Regions from separate parts of the Homo sapiens genome. Here region 1 is linked to region 2. Evidence: chromatin loops called from intact Hi-C (ENCODE). Cell type or tissue: ovary. All regions are shown on one strand. Each heading gives the region's core, and the rest is flanking DNA. Links, peaks and the distances in the headings are about the cores only.

What was found. Peaks named below come from ENCODE experiments on the same cell type or tissue, not always from the same donor. Only the 100,000 strongest peaks of a DNase experiment are listed, where the experiment ranks them.
Region 1: it touches region 2 in a loop (2.2-fold over the local background); 2 of 110 quality-filtered maps call a loop at or near these places.

What each region holds. Positions count from the first base shown.
Region 1 is chr10:34,850,081-34,858,511 of GRCh38, forward strand. No RefSeq gene overlaps it. Among named protein-coding and RNA genes, the nearest start is that of PARD3-DT, 39 kb to the left of the region's middle. In ovary, for the core only: no CTCF peak of the experiment used is centred there; a DNase peak (open chromatin) is centred at 4,091.
Region 2 is chr10:34,902,935-34,911,365 of GRCh38, forward strand. No RefSeq gene overlaps it. Among named protein-coding and RNA genes, the nearest start is that of LINC02635, 66 kb to the right of the region's middle. In ovary, for the core only: no CTCF peak of the experiment used is centred there; no DNase peak of the experiment used is centred there.

The DNA.
Region 1 (8,431 bases), core at 48-8,047, 53 kb before region 2:
ATGAGAATCGCTTGAACCAGGGAGCCAGAGGCTGCAGTGAGTCAAGATCATGCCACTGCACTCCAGCCTGGGCAACAGAGCAAGACTGTGTCTTCAAAAAAAGAAAGAAAGAAAGAGAGGGAGAAAGAGAGAGAGAGAGACAGAAAGAATGAAAGAAAGAAAGAACAAAAGAAAGGAAAAGAAAAGAAAAGAAAGAAAAAAATAAAATTGAGGTCTGCAAGAACTTCTATATCCTTAGACCAATCAAGGGGACATAAAATAAATAAAAGATAGCAATCTAATGTCTTAAGAAAACTTGATGGAATTAAAACTTATGAAAATTGGTAAGAAAATTTGTTTTTGTTTTTGTTTTTTCCAGAAGTATCTACTTTTACAAAAGGAGAACCTTCCTTCTGCAACTGCTGAAGAGGCTCCTCCTAAAGGTACACAAAAATATTCAGCCTGAGTCATGATAAAATGATCATCTGAAAAACTGAAGTACAAGATGACCTGCTTTCTCCTGTGAGAGATCCTTCTAAACTCACATGTGGCACAGGAATAGGCCTTTGGGATATGACAATTTCATGGTGTATTTCCCTACACGTTCAAATCAGATTCAGATTTCACATTTGCATTGTGTGAGAGTTCTCATAAAATAGAGTGATGTCCAAATGAAAAGAGGCTTCATCTCATTCCCTAAGGATTATTTTCACTAACTCAGCTAAATTTGAGATAGACGCAAATTATACAGCCACATTTTTCCATGTTAATCATAAAACATTTTCCAATAGGAAAAATAACATTTTTATAAAGAACCTAAGAATGCCATTGTAACTTTGGTTTTCTACTAATATAATTCAGCCATGAGCTAGCAAATATACAATTTCTGAATCACCCGGGAGGTTGTCTGAGATGATTATTAAGAGTCTATGGCTCTAAAATTATGAGCTGTTTTGAGGAATTTTTTTTTTTTTTTCTTTTTTTTTGAGACGGAGTCTCGCTCTGCTGCCCAGGCTGGAGTGCGGTGGCACAATCTCAGCCCGCTGCAACCTCCGCCTCCCGGGTTCACGCCATTCTCCTGCCTCAGCCTCCCGAGTAGCTGGGACTACAGGCGCCCGCCACCAGGCCTGGCTAATTTTCTTGTATTTTTAGTAGAGATGGGGTTTCACCATGTTAACCAGGATGGTTTCGATCTCCTGAACTCGTGGTCCGCCTGCCTCGGCCTCCCAAAGTGCTGGGATTACAAGGCGTGAGACACCTTACCCCGCCACAAGTCTTTTAAAAAAAAGGATAGCACATCACAGGCTGCAATTTGTGGCAAGATAATATGCTTTTATCTATCTCTTTACTATTAAGCCTGTAGATCTCTAAACGCATTATCATTTACATATATCTAATCTTTTTTTTTTTTTTTTCAGATGGAGTCTTGCTCTGTCACCCAGGCTGGAGTGCAGTGGTGCAATCTCGGCTCACGGCAACCTCCACCTCCCGGGTTCTAGCGATTCTCTTGCCTGAGCCCCCTGAGAAGCGGGGACTACAGGTGCTCACCACCACACCCAGCTAATTTTGTATTTTTAGTAGAGACGGGTTTTCATCATATTGGCCAGGCTGGTCTCAAACTCCTGACCTCGTGATCCACCCAACCTTGGCCTCCCAAAGTGCTGGGATTACAGGCGTAAGCCACCGCGCCTGACCTCTGATTGTTTTAAATACATAAAATTGCCCTGAAAAATTAAGGCTGTATAAAAATTAAGAATTAAAAATTTATATTTGTAATGTTATGGCCTGGGTAATTTTGCCTCATACTATCTTCTAACCTTTTTTTTTTTTTTTTTTTTTTTTGAGACAGAGGCTGGCTCTGTCACCCGGGCTGGAGTGCGGTGGCACGATCTCAGCTCACTGCAAGCTCCGCCTCCCTGGTTCAAGCGATTCTCCTGCCTCAGCCTCCAGAGTAGCTGGGATTATAGGCACCTGCCACCACACCTGGCTAATTGTTGTATTTCAGTAGAGATGGGGTTTCATCATGTTGGCCAGGCTGGTCTCCAACTCCTGACCTTGGGTGATCCACCCACCTCGGCCTCCCAAATTACAGGTGTGAGCCAACACATCCAGCCCATACTACCTTCTTTCCTTCTTTTTAAAAATGATTGTTAAGTTGCGTCAGTGCAGTAGGCAGCATGTCTCATAAAAATATTTTTTAAAATATCATAGCATAGAGAAAACTTAAGCATAAATACACTTTCATTAAAAATATCATAATAGCTTATATTCTCTCTTAAAAGAAAATGTAAATTTAAAGTTCTCCTGAAGGTAATCTTTTTACTCTCCTGCCTTTAAAAAAAAAAATCTAAACTAATTTAAGGTTCTTTGGCATGAGCATTAATATTGAATAATGTATGCTTTAAAATAAAAGTTTTCTTTTGCGTATAAAGAAGGCTTTAGTATAAAATAGTTTGACCTGTTAGAAGAGTATTACAGGAAACTAAACACAGGGAAATCGAGGAAAAACTAAATGTGAATACAGGAGGCTGGAAGGTCAGTTGTATTATCAGGAAGAGCTGCAGTACCAAGAGGTGGATCCTGGAGCCAGACCACCTGGGTTTGATTCTGTCTTTGCCACTTACAACCATGTGACCTTGGCCACACCAGTGAACTTTGCTGGGACTCAGTTTGCTCATCTGTAAAACAGAAATAATAATAAACACCTACCTCATGAAATTGTGATGAAGATTAATCAATAAAATACATATTCATTGGCAAAGTGTCAGCATGCATTTGTTCATACATTCATTAATTCATGAAACATTTCATGAGCATTTTCTATGTGCAGGGCACTATTTTAGGTACTGTAAATACATCAGTGAACAGAAAAGATCAAAATTCCTGCCCTCATGGAGCTTACATTCATGTGAGGAGCAGAGACACTCCGGATACGTTTTGAAGGTAGAGAGCTCAATAAGGGTCAATTATTATTATTACTATTATTATTACTATTATTATTACTTGAGACAGGGAGTGCAGTGATGTGATCTCAGCTCACTGCAATCTCCACCTCCTGGGCTCAAGCGATCCACCACCTCAGCACTCCAGGTAGCTGGGACTAAAGGCATGCACCACCAAGCCCAGCTAATTTTTTGTTAGAGACAGGGTCTTCTTATGTTTTCCAGGCTGGTCCCAAACTCCTGTGCTCAAGTGATCCTCCCTCCTCAACTCCCAAAGTGTTAGGATTACAGGCGTGAGCCACAGCACCCAGTCATTATTATTACGGAGAAAAAGAACATAATATACATGACAATCATGTAGACAGATTTGTATTGATTGGTTGAGTTAATGAAAATTTGTATTTAATAAATGAATAATTAAATAAATATATATTATTTAATAAAGCCTATGCATCTAATTGAAGAAATATTCAGTTCCCTGTTCTTATGGTAACTGAATACACATTAGGAGCCTGTGAAGACAGCTTGTTCAAATGCAGAAGTGTCACACCCGCCCCCTGCACCACCCCCACCAATGTTCTCGAGCCTCTGAATGGCTATGCTTTCTCAGCTTCTTTTCTTTCCTTTTTTTTTTCTTTTTTTCTTTCTTTTTTTTTTTTTTTTTTTTTTTTTGGCGTGCAGTGGTGCTATCATAGCTCACTGCAGCCTTGAACTCCTGAGCTCAAGGAATCCTCCTGCCTCAGCCTCCGAGTAACTGGGATTACAGGCATGTGTCATCATGGCCGGCTAACATTTAGAAATTTTTGTAGAGGCTGGGTGTGGCGGCTAACGTCTGTAATCCCAGCACTTTGGGAAGCCAAGGCGGGCAGAGTGCTTGAGGCCAGGAGTTTGAGACCAGCCTGGCCAACATAGTGAAACCCTATCTCTACTAAAATAACATATATTAGCTGGGCGTGGTGGTGGGCACCTGTAATCCCAGTTACTTGGGAGGCTGAGGCACGAGAATCCCTTAAACCTGGGAGGCAGAGGTTGCAGTGAGCTGAGACTGCGTTACTGCACTCCAGCCTGGGCGACAGAGCAAGACTCTGTCTTAAAAAAAAAAAAAAAAAAAAAAAAGAAATTTTTTGTGGAGACAGAGTCTCACTCTGTCCCCGAGGCTGGGCTTCTCAGCTTTTCAAGACAAGGCTGCCTCATCAGACCTCTGCTCCCTCACATCACCCGTTTCATCCTGGGGCTCATCCTACTGTGTTCCTCCAGGTTACACGCAGCCCCTGAGCTCTTCTTTTGTTTGTTGTTTTTCTGCTGCTTCCTGGATTTCTGTCAGCAATCCAGCTTCACAAATTGCTTGGCTGAGGTTCATATTTGCCGTCTTCCTTTGAAACTGTGATTCACAGTGTACACCCTTTAAACAGAATCCTCTCAGCCTGCAAGACGAAAAGCTTGTTTTAAAAACAAATTGCAGAACAGGCTGTCTACCCAGGGTTTTCACGCAGCATGCTCAGATGGGCAAATATAACTAAGAGGGCACATTCAAAATCTCTATTTTTTAAATGAGCCAAAATGTTTTTAGATGCTGATCAGATGGTGATGTCACTTTGCACCTCCAGGGTGCCCAAAGACAAATCCAGTCAGCTGAGAAAACAAACTTTAAAATTAGAGCTTGAAAAGGAAGACAAGAACATGTTGACCATCTTCAAAGTAGGCTTAGAATTTGTCTAAGATATATTCAAATTGGACGTTTTGATTTATTATTTATTTATTTATTTTTGAGATGGAGTCTCTCTCTGTCACCCAGGCTAGAGGGCAGTGGCATAATCTCGGCTCACTGCAGCCTCTGCCTCCTGGGTTCAAGTGATTCTCTTGCCTCAGCCTCCCAAATAGCTGGGATTACAGGTGCCTGCCACTATGCCTGGCTAATTTTTTTTTTTTTTTTTTTTTTTTGAGATGGAGTCTCGCTCTGTCACCCAGGCTGGAGTGCAGTGGTGCGATCTCGGCTCACTGCAACCTCTGCCTCCCGGGTTCAGGAGATTCTCCTGCCTCAGTCTCCCGAGTAGCTGGGATTACAGGTGCCTGCCACTATGCCTGGCTAATTTTTTTTTTTTTTTTTTTTTTGAGATGGAGTCTCGCTCTGTCACCCAGGCTGGAGTGCAGTGGTGCGATCTCGGCTCACTGCAACCTCTGCCTCCCGGGTTCAGGAGATTCTCCTGCCTCAGTCTCCCGAGTAGCTGGGATTACAGGCATGTGCCACCATGCCTGGCTATTTTTTTGTATTTTTAGTAGGGATGGGGTTTCACCGTGTTAGCCAGGATGGTCTCAATCTCCTGCCCTTGAGATCTGTCCACCTCGGCCTCCCAACGTGCTGGGATTACAGGCGTGAACCACTGTGCCTAACCCTACATTTTCGTATTTTTAGTAGAGACAGAGTTTCACTATGTTGGCCAAGCTGGTCTCAAACTCCTGACCTCAGATGATCTGTCCGCCTCGGTCTCCCAAAGTGCTGGGATTACGGGCATGAGCCACTGTGCCCTGCCTGGACATTTTCATTTAATAAGAAAAGGTGGTGATCATGATAGGCTTATAGGATCATTGGTTTATAATTTTTTTTTTTTTTTTTTTGAGATGGGGTCTTTCTTTGTCACCCAGGCTAGAGTGCAGTGGCGCGATCTCGGCTCACTGCAAGCTCTGCCTCCCAGGTTCAAGTGATTCTTCTGCCTCAGCCTCCAGAGTAACTGAGACTACAGGCACACACCAACATGCCCGGCTAATTTTTGTATCTTTAGTAGAGACAGGGTTTCACCATGTTGGCCAGGATAGTCTCAATCTCCTGACCTTGTGATTCGCCGGCCTCAGCCTCCCAAAGTGTTGGGATTATAGGCATGAGCCACCACACCCGGCCGGTTTATAAATTTTTAACTCTAGACAGAGCTTATGGTTATCACTTCTCCTCCCCATCTGTCATGTGAAGGAGGGAAAGTGATTAACATTGGCCTCTTGGTGTTATTTAGGGAATTCAATAAGGTAATGTATGTTGGCTGGATGTAGTGGCTCATGCCTATAATCCCAGCACTTTGAGAGGCTAAGGTGGGAGGACTGCTTGAGTTCAGGAGTTTGAGACCAGCCTGGAAAACATAGCAAGACCCTACTCCTACAAAAATAATTTAAAAATTAGCTGGGCATGGTGGTTCACACCTGTAGTCCCAGCTGCTTGAGAGACTGAGGTGGCAGGATTGCTTGTGCCCAGGAGGTAGAGGCTGCAGTGAGCTATGATGGCACTGCTGCACTCCAGCCTGGGTGACAGAGCGGGACCTTGTCTCAAAAACAAACAAACAAAAATATATGTCAACAGTACCATGCCTGAGCAGAGCAATTGTTCAACAAATGTTGGCTGTTATTGTTATTTTCTGTGTAGCTGAGGCAATGTGCACCTGCCTGAGAAGAAACAGGGGGACAAAAGCCTGGTGTTATGTCTATGACCTGTCCACCTGCAGCATCATAAGAACCCCTGTCTTCTGGCAGGGTGTGATAGCTCATGCCTGTAATCCCAGCACTTTGGGAGGCCAAGGGAGGCAGATCACTTGAGGTCAGGAGTTCAAGACCAGCCTGGCCAACATGGCAAAATCCCGTCTCAAGCAAAAACACAAAAATTAGCCTGGTGTGGTGGCAACCACCTGTAATCCCAGGTGCTCGGGAGGCTGAGGCAGGAGAATCGCTTGAACCCAGGAGGCGGAGGCTGCAGTGAGCCAAGATCTCACCACTGCACTCCAGCCTGGGCAACAGAGGAAGTCTCCATCTTAAAAAAAAAAAAAAAAAGAACCCCAGTCTTCTTGTAAATTATTTCCCACTGTTTCAGAGAACCCTGCAGGAGCGTCATGAATCTGTTTTGAGAAGTGAGCCCTCTTAGTTGCTCCAACGTTGATGTCGTTTTTCCTAAGCGTCCAAACACTCTGACAATGGCCACATGCAGCCCTACTTGTCTGCCCTGGACATAGCCAGTCAGGTCCTCCTGAGGCTACCAAAGCCTTCTACCCTTCACTTTCCTGTTAGGATGCCTTAAGGAGACATGCATGGAGCAGGACTTTCACGGTTACCACCTGCTCTGCTCAGGGTTCCAGCACATATTCCATCCCCTCCTATCCGGGCCCTTTTCTCTCGCCGGATGTCTTCCTTCTGCTGAGTTATTTGCCTGGGGTGGCCCTAGAGGATCTGCCCAACCTGTTCTCCAAAATCCCAGAATGATTCAGACTTTCCCTCCCTCCCTCCCTCCCTCCCTCCCTCCCTCCCTTCTTCCCTCCCTCCTTCCCTCCTTCCCTCCCTCCCTTCCTTCTTTCTCAAGACAGGGTCTTGCTCTGTCCACGAGGCCAGAGTGCAGTGGTGCAATCGTAGCTCACTGCAACCTTGAACTCTTGGGCTCAAGCGATCCTCCTGTCTCAGCCACCCAGGTAGCTAGGATTACAGCCATGTGCCACCATGCCAGGCAATTGTTTTGTTTTTTGTAGAGACAGGGTCTCACTATATTGCTCAGGCTGGTCTCAAACTCCTGGCTTCCAGTCATCCTCCCATCTCAGCCTCCCGAGCAGGGTGTTCATGGGTCCCAGATCCAGCGTGGCACTGACGGTTGTGTCAATTTGGACAGCTACTGCCCCTTTCTGTACCTCAGCTCCTTCTCTTTTAAGTGGGGATAACCATATCCCTGACAGGTTTCACAGTAAGGATTAAATGAAACAACTCAGGTAAAGTGGTGAGCATGGCATCAGGGGCAAAGTCAGCTCTCACCATTGCTGCTTTTATTATTCCCAGATCCCTATCGCCAAGAGTACAATTCCAGGCAGACTTCTGGCCAACACCATCCTCTGCAAAACTGTTGCTCTTCCCTCCTCGCCTTTATCTACCACAGCAAGATCCTGCCATTTCTAGCCCAGAAACACCTTTGGAGTCTACCTACCCTCCTCTCCATACTGGTTACCATTGTCTTCCTTCAGACCTTAACAGAGACCCTGGAAGCATTGCAATAGCGTCCTAAATAAACACGAACTCCTATCTTGTCCCATTTCCTTCCCAAACATTCTGCACATTGCAGAGATGTAAAGATAGCTGACCCATTCACCCTCACTGGCAGGAAAAGGCAAAAACTCAACACACTGGATAGACATGAAAGGCACTTCACAATCCCCACACCTGCACCCTCAGACTCACGGTGCACCGCTCTGCCCTGAGGGCCTCTTGCTGTCAGGCATCCGCACTGTTCTAGGTCTGTGCAGTGAATCTCACCACCCTCCACTGACTGTGCGGGCTTTATACCGTGGCCCCTTACTCAGACAAGTCATTCTGTAAGTTTCTGGAGCTGACCTTTGGCTCTTTGTCTTGGAAATGAGCTCGTGACCCCTCTCTGAGTCTGGACACCTGAGTAATCACTGCCCTTGCCTTCTACTCAGCTCTGAGGGGCATGGCTTCTGGGGCATCTCTACCATCAGAGAGAGGATAGCACAACCTGGTCACCCAAAACTTCTCAT
Region 2 (8,431 bases), core at 224-8,223:
ACTGAGTACCAAATAACAATGCAATGGCACTCATAAACTTGGAATTACAGGATACAAAAGGAGAAAGAAACAGAATCACGCTGGTTTCATTCCTGACTCTATAGTCTATGACAAATCAAATTAATAAAAATGAAATCAATAATATAGAACTCTCATATAATCTATGTTAAACATGATCGTTCATATATATATATACATATTCTCTACACATAGAGCATATTCTTATTTCAAGAATATTCAAGAATAGAACATTCAGGAAAACTGACCACATATGAGGCCACGAAAAAAACCTCAATACATTCCAGAACATAGAAACAGCATAGGCAGCCTTCTTTGGTCACAATGCAATAAAATGATAAATTAATTTTTAAAAACAGATAACAAAAATTCCTTTTCACCTGAACATCTTTAAAGTTTATCCTATATGAATTTAAAGAAATTCTTCTTAACTCTTGGATCAAAATATAATATTAACCTAAATCACAGGACTTCTAGAAAATAAAAATAACAAAAACAATACATTTTCCACACCTTGGAATCTATGAGATAGTGTTAAGGTAGTAGTGGAAGATAAATTCATAGGTTTAAATACTTAAATAAATAATAAATAAAAACCAAATGAACCAAGCATCTAGCTTAGAAAAAGAACAATAAAATAAACTGAAGGGATGTAGAAAGAATGAATTAATAAAAATAAAAACAGAACTTTCTAACTTAGTGAATTAGAAAACAGAAAAAAAAGAAGTAAACTGAATCTTTGGGGAAAAGAATTAAAGAATAGAAAAGCACTAGCTAACTTAATACAGAAAAAAAAAGTAGAAAATGCAAATGTACAAAATAAGAAAGACTAAGAGAAAACCACGAAACTATATTAAATTAAAACAACCATAAGGAAATACTTTGGTCAACTCCATGAAAGTAAAATTTGAAAACTTGGATGAAAAATACAATTTTCTTGGAAAATATAATTTAGCAAAATGGATCCCAAAGAAAAAAAATCAAAGCATTCTGATTCTCATACAACAAAGAGAAAAAGTTGCCAAAGAGTTCCCTCAGAAATGCCCAACTAGTGTCACAGGGGCATTCTAAGATATCTTTAAAGAGCAGGTAGTACTCAATTCTGTGTAAATTGTTCTAGCATGTAGAAAAGAAGGAACATGCTTGAATTATTTTATGAAATATAACATTGATTTCAGAACCTGAGATGGCACACTTCAACCAAGAAAACTACAAATGCATCTCATGTATTAATGCAAAAATCATAAGAAACAAATAACTTTCAAAAAATTACATGGGAATAATGTGGGGACAATTTTGTGACCACTGTTTAGAAAATGCAATCTGACACAACTTCGAGTATGGACCAGTTGCCTCAGGTGAACCCTGGGTGCTGGACCTGGAATCAGCCAATGGCCGTGTTCCTCTCCCAGATAGCTGCCCAACACCACACCCTTAATGCACATTCCTTCGTGGGTTCATTCTTCAGCAGGCAGCACAAGGCCATTCACTGCTCCTACTGCCTCTTTTTATATAGTATCAGAAAGTTCCAGAGAGACTGGGCACAGTGGCTCACGCCTGTAATCCCAGCACTCTGGGAGGCCGAGGCAGGTGGATCACCCGAGGTCAGGAGTTCAAGACCAACCTGGTCAACATGGTGAAACACCATCTCTACTAAAAATACAAAAATTAGCTGGGCATGGTGGTGCATACCTATAATCCTAGCTACTCGGGAGGCTGAGGCAGGAGAATCACTTGAACCCAGGAGGCAGAGGTTGCACACTGAGCCGTGATCGCACCACTGCACTCTAGCCTGGGTGACAGAGGAAGACTCCGTCTCAAAAAAAAAAAAAAAAAAGAAAGAAACTACCAGAGAGTTCCAGAACCTTCCTTCAAAACTGGGAGATTCCTGGCCCTTATTCAAGAGGTCCCCCCTATGACTAGCTGCCTCCTCAGATAAACAACATTTCCAGTGATCTTTAATGGATGATTATGGGGTTCTGTGATGCCCTTCGGTGTAACACATTTGTGTATTTTTTGTTTGTTTTGCAGAGATGGGGTCTTGCTATGTGGACTAGGCTGGTCTCAAACTCCTGGGCTCAAGAGATTCTCCTGCCTTGGGCTCCCAAAGTGCTGAGATTATAGGCATGAGCCACCACACCCAGCCCATATTTGTGTTTTAATTGTGGACTTCCTTCACTTTTAGCTCCTTTAAATAAAAGATTCAGGCATTAGAGGTATTGTGTCCTGTTAAGAGGAAGGACATTGGGGTGGGGGGCCTAGTAAGCATTTGGCGTCTCCCATATTACACAGTGTAAGTGACTTTTGATGGCTTCAATAGGCAGCCTAGCCTATTAGTACTGCAGCTGGGGACCCACATGGTATCTGGTATTTCTACCACAAGTTAGCTGAGGTATTTGTAAAATCAGCATATTCTTAGGTGCATGTTGTCTAAATCATGACTGCCAAGCTCCCAGGAGGAACTCGACTATCCTGTATTTCCAGGATTTCTCCCTTTTTCGGCTGCACCCGGTTGAGCACTTGCTTGTAAGCCCAGGTTTCCATGCCTAGAACTAATGGTTACCCCAAGGCCCTCTCTTTGCCCTGCAACTGGATGGAATGTATCCCATGAACTCTAAAGGGAACCCAGCAGACAGAACATAGCAGTCACTACCTTTAGAAGAAGCATCCTCAATTAGTTCTCTTTCAGGCTGGAGTTACTCCCGGGCTGGGAGTATCCAGCTTCAGGGAAGGGCTGTCAACCCTGACCCCTGACCCCTCAGGCACGGGGTTGGCTTCTGCAGACATTCCCAGGGCACCCCCTTCTGCCAAGCTTGGGTGTGGACAAGTGTAATTAATCGGGTCCTCACCACCAAAGCTTGTTCAGATTTGTCAGTTGGTTGTTTTTTAAATTATTCTGTTTGTCATTCTTCTCACTGAGGCAGCGGGCTGTTTATCCTACAACACACAGGCAAAGGTGAATCGTGTTAAATGCAGGGAGGAATTAGGGGAGAAGGATTTGGTTTGATGGGGAATTTTCAGAGGAAACGAAAATCAAGTTTATAGATAAAAACAAGGTAGGAAGCAAAGGATTGGGAGATTTTCAGCCTGTATTACAAAGAATCGACTCTTGCTTCTTCCTAGATGCTGAGTCTACATGGATTAGAAGAGAGACGCTCACTTCATCCAGGACACAAAGAGAGCAAGCTTGCAGAGCACTTGCCCAGGCCTGCATCCGCCTTCCCTGCCTTCCCTCGGATGGGGCTGGGTGATTGCAGCGGCCTTCACCACATTGGGTAGAAGCAGGGAGACATGCAAATTAGAAAACCAGGAGATCGTCACAGCAGATCAGTTTTCAAAATCTGGGCTGGACATAAACTGGAGTACTTCTAATCTGATCAGGACACCTGGGGCTGTGGCAGGAAGCAAATTCTATTTTTCAAAAGACAGGAGAATTGCTCTGAGTATCGTGATGGCTCGCATCATCTTTTCCACCAAAATTCCAAGACGCCTTAGCGTTGCTGGATATGTATTGTAAGCCCTACAGCCTTCATCTCATCCAGACACTCGAGATAAAGAAATGTTAGCCGGAGTTTAAACCATAAGAACAGATATGACTGAAATGGACCTCATTTCACCGGAGATTCCCAAGTCAGATTCACAAACACATGGGGCGTCCTGGTGGATAAACCTTTCCCCGGAAGACACATTTGTGAAGAGTCTTGGCCCCCAGTGTTGAGACTGATTCGGCGTCCTGAAATAACAACCCGCTGCCGAGGCACTCCACTCGGAAGGGCGTGAGAGCCTGACCTCTGAGGCTGAAATTACAGACCACCCTGTCAGGATGCACGGAGCATGTCGAAGAGGACGAGGCTGGTGCCCGACAGTTGACGCAGCCCGCCTGTTGGCCACAGGGAGCCACTGAAGGCAGATCTCACGTCACGATCAGTGGCCTCTGCACGTCTCTGTGAGGCTGGGGAAATGTCAGGGACTGAGGGACTCCCACTTCATCTGCAAGGGGAACAGGGAAAGGCCATCAGTACCTTCACAAGAACAGAAAAGCTTCCAAAGCAAACTGGAGCATGTCACTTGGTGCGACGCACATGCCGCACGGCCAGCCACCGCCACTCCCCAATTTCTCCTTTGCTGGGAAAGCCCTAGTTTTGTCATGGTGTCCACACATCTCCTCTAAGGCTCAGAGGCAAACCTCAGCATTTTCAGCCAGTTCTAATGGCTCCATTCCCCCAGGCAGTGATTTATCTAGGGACGTGGTTGTGCCCATTTCTGGCCATATGCAAAATAAGAGGGAATGGGGAGGGAGTTCTAAGAAATGTTTTCTGGTTTATAAAGAGTTAGGAGGCTGGGCATGGTGGCTCACGCCTGTAATCCCAGCACTTTTGGAGGCCGAGGCGGGCAGATCACGAGGCAAGAGATCCAGACCATCCCGGCCAACATGGTGAAACCCCGTCTCTACTAAAAATACAAAAATTAGCTGGGCGTGGTGGTGCGCGCCTGTAGTCCCAGCTACTCGGGAGGCTGAGGCAGGGGAATCGCCTGAACCTGGGAGGCGGAGGTTGCAGTGGGCCACGATAGTGCCATTGCACTCCAGCCTGGACAACAAGAGCGAAACTCTGTCTCAAAAAAAAAAAAAAAGAAAGAAAGAAAGAAAAAGAAATATTAAGCGATTCCACATTGAATTCCTAATACAAAATAAAAGAGAAAAAAATACTAGGCAATATGAGAGTAAAAAGCAACAACCATTTGTATTACATATATTATTTATCTTATGGAAATGGTCCTGCAAGTTAGATATTAATTTCTTTGGTTTCTATCTGAACAAACTCAAGTTCAAAGCAATTAAGCAATGCTCCCAATCTCACCCAGCCTAAGCTCATCTCTTTCCACTGTAGGCTCGTGCAGATATTTAGGTGGAGAGGAAACTGCACCACAAGTAAGACCTAAAACAGGCTTATCATTTGTTTTCCTTCTGGCAACAGGAAAAAGAAAATCTGTCCAGATTTCCAAATCTGTCCTCTGAATGGGTCTGTGCAAACATCAGGACCTAAAATAGATCTTCCAATAAATAGCACAAAGTAGGGGGGACAGGAGGAAGAAGTACACCGGCCATATAAAATAATACTGTCCTCTGTTCCAGGAGCATTACATATATCATGTCATCTCCATCAAAGCAGGCATTATGATGTTCATTTTCTAAATAAGGAAATGAGAAAGTTAATTCATTTCCCTAAGGTCACAGAGCTCTGAGTAACTGAACTGGATTGGAAGCCCTCTCTGTGTGAGGCCAAGGCCTGAGCTGCTTTTCCCTTAATTGCAGGGTACATGTGTGAGTGTGCATACATATGCACATGTGTGAGTGTGCATACATATGCACGTGTGTGTGTGTGCACTTGTGTGCATATGCGTGTACGGTTCCAATTTTATGAGTTTGTAAACTTTCTGTATCAAGTAGAATATACCCATCTGTCAGAGTAAGACAGGAGTAAAAATTGAATTAAATGAAAAGTAGGACTGCTAAGCAGGAGACCAAATTCTCAGCACCAAATCTCAGGCCCAACACAGGCACCTCCCACCTACCACTGCCCACTCTGGGGCAGCCCAGAAACCCTGAGTTCATCAGGACAGACCCTGGGAGACAGAGCACAGAACTGTAACCTGGGCTGGCGGAAACAACTCCTCCTCTGCCGATCCCCCAGCAAGGAGCCGGCTGCCCTCACCCCCACTTGCATTAGCTAACTTTTTCAAAAATGAATCAGAGTTTCAGATGAAGCTCCATAAAACCGTGGGCTGCTCTGAGACTGCAAATTGCTAGCAGATGTCTTTTTGGTTCGAGTACAGTCACATTCCTGCCAAGCATAAAAATGAGAGGTTAGAGAACAGATCATTTTATTATCACATAAGGAAAACCAGCCAATTAAGCCTTCATGTTTTTCAGGTATATGTGGCATGGATTTTGAAATCTCCTTGCAAAAGGACCATATCTTTGATAGCTAAAAAAGGCCTTGGCTCTTCAAGGTGAAGTCCTTTGCATCTGAATTTTATTCATTTGAAAACACAAAATAGGGTGTGTATTTCTTTCTTTCTTTTTTTTGAGACAAAGTCTCGCTCTGTCGCCCAGGCTGGAGTGCAGTGGCTCGATCTCGGCTCACTGCAGCATCCACCTCCTGAGTTCAAGCGGTTCTCCTGCCTCAGCTTCCCTAGTAGCTGGGACTACAGGCATCTGCCACCGTGCCCGGCTAATTATTTTCAGTAGAGACAGGGTCTCACCATGTTGGCCAGGCTGATCGTGAACTCCCAACCTCAGGTCATCTGCCCCTACCTTGGCCTCCCAAAGTGCTGGGATTACAGGGGTGAGCCACCACTCCCAGCCAAGGGTGTGTGTTTCTACATTTATTACCTATCAGGGCAGAGTGATTTTCTTTTAAGCTTTATTTAAACATGCTACAGGCCACTCTAACATACTTTATTATTAAAATTTCATCAGAGCCTGAACCATTTTCTTATTTGTTCTTGTTCTATAATCATATGTAACAAATTATAGGATTTCAGCTGAAAGGTGATGTGTGTGTATATATGTATATGCTATAATTTTTCTTTTTGTGGGTGGTGGGTGGGGCTTTATGGTGCATATTTTTACTTATCAAGCTTAGAGTGTGTTTGTCACAAAATTTCCATTTTAAGAGTACTTACTAGTCTGATTAAACACTTGTAAAAATGTCAATGGTCAATAACCTTTTAAATGAATCAGCTGAGCTTGACTAGGATGAGCTTAATTTAGCAATTAGCCTGGCCAAATTGTCTGTTATTATACAAGAAAAGTTTATAATAAAGTACATGCCTCAGTATAATAACTTTTGCCAGGCACAGTAAATCAAAAACCATACGTCTGCTGAGTCAGCTCCAACTGCAGGGACGGCAGCTAAAAATGTCTCTGACTTACAATGAAATTTGTATCCTCAATGTTTAACATTAAACCTAAAGACAAGGCCAGGTGCCGTGGCTCACACCTGTAATCCCAGCATTTTGGGAGGCTGAGGCCGGGGGATCACGAGGTCAGGAGATCGAGACCATCCTGGCTAACACGGTGAAACCCCCGTCTCTACTAAAAATACAAAAAATAAGCCAGAAGTGGTGGCGGGCGCCCATAGTCCCAGCTACTCGGGCGGCAAAGGCAGGAGAATGGTGTGAACCTGGGAGGCAGAGCTTTCAGTGAGCCGAGATCGTGCCACTGCACTCCAGCCTGGGCTACACAGCGAGACTCCATCTCAAAAAAAAAAAAAAAAAAAAAACCTAAAGACAAACACTGCAAGTTCAAGAATACCAGCAGAGTTATATTTTCTCAGTGCAGTTCAAATCCATGAATCTGCTAGCTTCTTTGTGGTAGGAGACTATGAAGCTCATAGGGGGAAAAAACTGGCCATATTTCTGAATAGTGAATTCAGCTAGAAACCAGCAGGCCTATAACACTTGTTTTTGTTTGGCTACACATGGCCCTGAGCCACAAAACATTGCAGAGCAGCCCGGGAGCTGCTACAAATGAACTCTGCTGCCCACCCCCTGGCAACCCCATGACATTTTCATCCTGAGGCTGTAAGTGTTTTGATGCTTCTCTGGTCTTGATCATACAACCCTTCATCACTCAGAGCTGAATCTCTTAGATGAAATGGTTTTCATTTTGTTTTTCTTTTTGTTTTGAGACGAAGTTTTGCTTGTCGCCCAGGCTGGAGTGCAGTAGTGCCATCTCGGCTCACTGCAATCTCTGCCTCCTGGGTTCAAGCAATTCTCCTGCCTAAGCCTCCCTAGTAGCTGGGATTACAGGTGCCTGCCACCACGCCCAGCTAATTTTTGTATTTTTAGTAGAGACAGGATTTCACCATGTTGGCCAGGCTGGTCTTGAACTCCTGACCTCAAGTGATCCAATCGCCTCAGCCTCCCAAATTGCTGGGATTATAGGTGTGAGCCACCATTCCCAGCCGATGAAGTGGTTTTCTGGTCCTTTTTTTTGAGACTGACTTTCACTCTGTCGCCCAGGCTGGAGTGCAGTGGTGCAATCTTGGCTCATTGCAACCTTTGTCTCCTGGGTTCAAGCAATTATCCTGCCTCAGCCTCCCAGGTAGCTGGGATTACAGGTGTGCGGCACCACACCTGGCTAATTTTTGTGTTTTTCGTAGAGACGGGGTTTCACCATGTTGGTGAGGCTGGTCTCGAACTCCTGACCTCAGGTGATCTGCCCACCTCAGCCTCCCAAATGCTGGGATTACAGGCGTGGGCCACCGTACCTGGCTGGTTTTCTAGACCTTTAAGCCAGTTGCAGCACAGCCCACTCTCCAAATTTACAAAGCACACTCCTCCCACCCCCGCCCACCCGCCCCCCCCCCCCACCCGCCCCCCCCCCCCGTCAGATGGATGCATTTAC